Regions from separate parts of the Mus musculus genome. Here region 1 is linked to region 2. Evidence: chromatin loops called from intact Hi-C (ENCODE). Cell type or tissue: heart. All regions are shown on one strand.

Region 1 (2,500 bases), 110 kb after region 2:
CTTTCAAACTTAAGACAAAGCAGTGGCAAGAGAGCCAGTGTGCTTCCATGCTTCGTGAACGACCCATGCCCCTGGACTTGGAAAGGAAAGGAAAAGGAAAGCCATGTCCTTTCCCAGTGCCGTAAACGACAGTGGTAACCATCTGTCGTACACTTGCAATGTGCCATACACAGACACCATCTCCTGTGGATCACAGCTACCCAATTAGTGGGCACACCAGCTCCCAGACTGTAGACGAGGGAACTGAGGCACTCACACGCAGAGAATCACCCCTCTAAGTCCCACAAGCTAGTGAGCAGGCGACTAACAGACTTGTTTCCCATAGCCCGTGCTCTTCCTTTCCAGTACCTCTTCTGCTTGCTCGGGGCATGCAGACCACGTGAGGCACATATTATAAACCGCATCCTACTTCACAACCTCTTCTGCTGTCTGTGTGGCATGCAGTATACACGCATGCCCTGTCCTCTATGTCTCCTGAAGAGGTTCCAACTTTTAAAATTAAATCATTTTTAAATGTGTTTGAAGGGAATCAAGAAAACGTCTACATCTTCTGTTTTATCTGCGCCCCAAATTTGCCTTGTGGCCAGAAAGCAAGGCAAAGCAAGTGCAGAAGGTACGTAATTGGAAACACTAGGCAAAGGCCACAGTGAAGAGACCAGGTTCCTGCAGGGCAGGGGCCCAGATACTCACCAGCATCACTCATTGGCCTCAGAAACAACAGAGTTTTGCCCCAGAGAAGCATACCTCAGTTCAACCCATGCCCAAGGTGAGTATAAACCAGACTCTAAGAGGTCCAAAGTGGGGCTCAGAAGGTGGCTCAGCAGTTAAGAGCACTGACTGTTCTTCTAGAAGAGCTAGGTTAAATTCTTAGCACCCACATGGTGGTGCACAACCATCTCTAACTCCAGTCCCAGAGGACCTAACGCCCCCTTCTGGCTTCTGTGGGCATTGCACACACAGTGCACAGACATACATACAGGAAGGAAAAACAGCCACATAGAGCAAAAACAAATGAAAACTAACTGTAATAAAAGAAGAGGGGGTGGGAGATGTCCAGATGAAGCATCCCAGTCAGGAAGGCTGCCCAGCTCGGCCTTATCCCTACTCCCCTAAAGAGAGCCTTCCTACAGCCAACACTCAGACTATTCTCAGTCTCCGGGAACAGCCCGCCTTCCTCCCATTTTCTGGTGACAAGTCTCCATGTGTAAGCTTCCTTTCGGGCTTTTCTATTTATGTTGTCATTGATTACTTTGCTCCTAACTCATCTGATTTCAATTTGGACTGATTTGATCCTAATTTTATTACCATGTAATCTGAATGCACATAATCACTATAATTATGCTGCGGAGGGAAACGGCTCCTCCATGGTGGGAAGACCTAAATTTAGGGCTTCCTGGCAAGGGCCGCCTTTGGTGGCCTCACGGCTCCTCGGAGCTGGCAGCTCAGGGATCACATGTGCCCTCCGCAGCCCTGCTCCCAGAGACATGGGTATTTTAGGCTTCATCTAAGGGATGAACCCAAGGTTCCCTCTCAGCCCGGGATGAGGAGTCAGAGCTGGGCGTCGGGTGACTCAGTCCCCCACGCCTTCAGCTCCCAGCACCCTTGGCTGCAAGGATTCGGCCCGGGACTCTGCAGCCGGCACCCTTGCAGCCTGCAGCTGCACACCACCCACAGCAGAGTGGGCGCTTGCTTTGGATTCTAAATGCAGAGGAAAGAATGGGGGCTCCCTAGCCTGCTGGAGAGGATATGTGGGGGTACCAGATGACAGGTGTGAGGGATGATGAACTTGCTCTGTGTCACTCAGAGTATAGAGAACGGGCTCTCCCTCACACCAGGAAGCTGACTGGGACCAAAGGGAAGAATATCTGGACAGTTACAAGTCGGAGTGGCACTCTCTAGGGTCCAGTGTCCTGGGTCTGAGCCCATCAAAGACCTGGGCTCAGGACCCAAGGCCCTCTGTGTTCTCACTGCTTCAAGCTACTGACCTTTTGGGGATACTTTCAAGAGTCCCCCCAGTAAAGGCCATCAGCTGAGCAGACAGCAGGATCCAGGAAATTCTAGGGGTTCAGTAAGAACAAAGACGGAGCTACAAGGAGGCCATCTTTATTTTGTCTCAGGCTAGAGTTGACTTCGGCCCCTCCCTTCTTTATACTTATGAAGTCATCTGCAGCCTCTTTTCTGGTCTACCTCTAGGTGGGTCTAGGTAACTCTGAGGTCTTACCTGCCACCCCCATCCCTCCTACTTCCCATCTGTTTGACTCTCTGAAGATCACATTTCAAAGTTGAACCACAATCAGATACCAGTTGGGAAACTGGGGCTAGCTATGCTGTCAAGACAGAGGCTAGTGGGGCCTCCTGTCCCTACACAAAGGTGGCACCCTGTCTTCTACTACAAACACCCCCACATCATTCCCACTTGCTAGCGTCCTCCCCAGGAGGTCACCAAACCTGGGCTCTGCCCACCATACCCTCATCTCACGTGGCACTCACCCAATGCAGG
Region 2 (2,500 bases):
CCATCTGAAGATCTGAGGAGGAGTCACAGACAAATTTCTGAGGTATATCTTGGAAAAACTTTGAATTTACCAGAATGTAGTGCACTGGAACGGAACGGTGGCGTCAGATTCTTGGCTGGAGGTGCCCATTTTAAAGTAATATTCCCAAATAATGATATTTATCTCATTTGTGGGGTAAGGTTAATTAGCTCTCCTCCCTTTCAGTATTATCAGGGCACCACATTGGCAAGGATAATAGAAACAGAAATCTGAGGTTTGGTTTGGTTTGGTATTCCCATCGAGTGGGCATTCGTTCGAAAGGGTGTCAGCTTTGTTAGTGCTAATTAGAAGGCCGCTTAATGTCTGGTTTCCATGACTGAAAGAGGGCCCAGCTCTGGCTTCATTAAAAGATATGTTTAAAGGTGTGAGGGATGTCTAACTTAGGTAAAGGAGGTTAAAATGGACTCTCCGAGTGGGTGCATATAGCTGTTAGCACCGAAATGTTCTTGCTGAACGGGGAAACTATCCTGAAGGCAGGCTTCTTTCTGAAGTTGAGGTTTCATCTTGCCTTGCTTTTTACAAAGTGATTGCTCTCCACGGTTTGAGGGTTTGCATGGTGGTGCTTTTTCAACTGGGAAGTTCTTTCTGCCTTCGCCATCTTCCTAATTCTCTCTGGGCCGTGGCTGTTCCATCAATCTTCTCTGGGCACTGTATTTTGAGGATGGAATCCTTATTTTCCTCTCTAACCCCCATCATCCTTTTCTGGTTGTCTACTTTGGGCTTCTAATTTCAGAGGGGCTCCTTGGGGAGACCGACAGCACACACTCTCGGATACAGTGGGTTTGAGTAGCTTTCTGATAAATTACTGCTAGGAAAGAGAAGCGAAGGGTAGGCATAAACGGAAGCCCCTTTTTTGATTAGCTTGTCAGCTGAGCTGCATGGGTTCGGCACCGTGTAATGAAAAACGACCGGCCTCCCTATGCAGCAACGCTGAGAAGCTGGGCGCGCTGGGTGGGTGTTTACTGGGGGGGGGGGGTGTCCTTCAGTTTTATTTATTTTTTGTTTTGGCCCGTGTTGTTTTTGTCAGCAGCACCTCCATACGGGGCGGGAAGGTGAGTGTGTGCGTGTGTCTGTGGCAGGCAGGACGGGTGGAAGAAGGTCCTCCAGCCGAGCGCAGAGAGAGCCACGCTGCCGCCTGGCGCAGTTGCCAGGACAGCGCGGCGCGAGCAAGCAACGGCAGAAGCCGCAACCGCGTTCCGGCTGCGAGAGAAAGTGACGCATTGCAGGTACAAATCAGCCAATCAGCAGCAAGCTCAACGAGGTTCGCCTGGTCGACCGCCACCGCGGTGCTCCTCCGCGCCGCAAAGTAGCTCCTGCCAGGCGCGGTTCCCCCGGCCTTTTAACGGCTTGCCTGGGAGTGGAACCCACTTACGTCATCCGTCCCCCTGCTCCCCTTTCTCTCTTGCGTGTCTGCCCAGTGACTGCGGAGAAAGGGGGTCTCCCGGAGAGTTGGGGGGGGGGAGGGGGCGGGGGCTGGCCGGGACTCGTTCGCTAGGTTCCGTTATCTGGATGAGGCGGAGGGATCTGGCGGAGGGAGGCGGAGGGAGGTGTTTATGAGGAGCTGGGGGCGGAGGAGGAGAATTAGTCCGAGTGGAGCGAGCGAGTCGAGCGGTTGTCTGGTCGCGTCTCGGAAACCCGTAGCCCTTGCAGCATGGTGAGTGCGTAGCTGAGCGGCCGGCGCCCCGCGGGTCGGGGAAAGATGCTGAAGCGGATTGACTAAAGAGGGGACCTCCCCTCTCAGAACTGTCCTCGCCAGAGGGACGGCACCAAAAAAAAAAAAAAAAAAAAGCCAGGAGGCCCCCCGCGACACTTGTGTCGCAGGTGTCCCCCACCCCTGTCCTCTTGGGTTCCCTTTTAGATGAGTCGGGGGACCGCTGCGGGGCTTGGCCGGGGGAGGATGGATCTGGGGTGCGGGGCCGTGGGCTCGGTCGAGAGAGCAGAGCAGGAGGGGCTGCGGCCGAGGCGGCGCCAAAGGTCAGCCCCGGGGGCCGGATTCAAACCGCCAACGGCCACCGCCGAGCGAGCGCGGGCGCCAGGAAGCGCCTTTGTCCGCCCGGCCGCCATGCGCGGGGGGTGGGGTGGGGAGGAGCGCGGGGCCCCGAGGCGAGCGGGCGCCGTTAGCCCGCATCCCCGCGAGGCCGGGCCGGGCCGGGCCGGGGGCGCGCCCCGTGGGTCCAGCCCGTGCGGGGACCCCCGCCGCGGGGGTCGGGTGGGGTGAGCGCGCGGGGCCCCGAGCCGCCGCCCTACGCGGCTCGGCTCGGCTCGCGCCCCAGCTGCTGCGCTGGCACCTGCAGGACTGCGGAGGTCTGGGCGGCCCGCGGCGCTGCGGGGATGGGCGGGGGAGGGGACCCCAGCAGTCCCCCCTCCCCCTCCGCGCAGGGCTGCTGCTGCTGCTGCTTGTTCACTCCATCTGGTGCTGGCTTCCGCTACCCAGACTGGATGATTAATTTTTTTTTCTTTT

The links. A loop is a pair of places that touch in the nucleus more often than their neighbours do. Peaks named below come from ENCODE experiments on the same cell type or tissue, not always from the same donor. Only the 100,000 strongest peaks of a DNase experiment are listed, where the experiment ranks them.
Region 1: it touches region 2 in a loop (2.2-fold over the local background); 8 of 42 quality-filtered maps call a loop at or near these places.

Annotation. Positions count from the first base shown.
Region 1 is chr17:87,334,362-87,336,861 of GRCm38, reverse strand. It overlaps Ttc7 (tetratricopeptide repeat domain 7), which reads right to left. Exons shown (of 20, transcript NM_028639.3): 11 at 2,491-2,500. Among named protein-coding and RNA genes, the nearest start is that of Gm52284, 29 kb to the right of the region's middle. In heart, a CTCF peak has its summit at 937 (motif pointing left); a DNase peak (open chromatin) is centred at 1,551.
Region 2 is chr17:87,445,986-87,448,485 of GRCm38, reverse strand. Calm2 (calmodulin 2) reads left to right here and starts at 1,551. Exons shown (of 6, transcript NM_007589.5): 1 at 1,551-1,693. The coding sequence starts at 1,691. In heart, a CTCF peak has its summit at 1,195; DNase peaks (open chromatin) are centred at 1,275, 1,575 and 2,375; H3K4me3 peaks cover 1,997 bases; H3K27ac peaks cover 2,337 bases.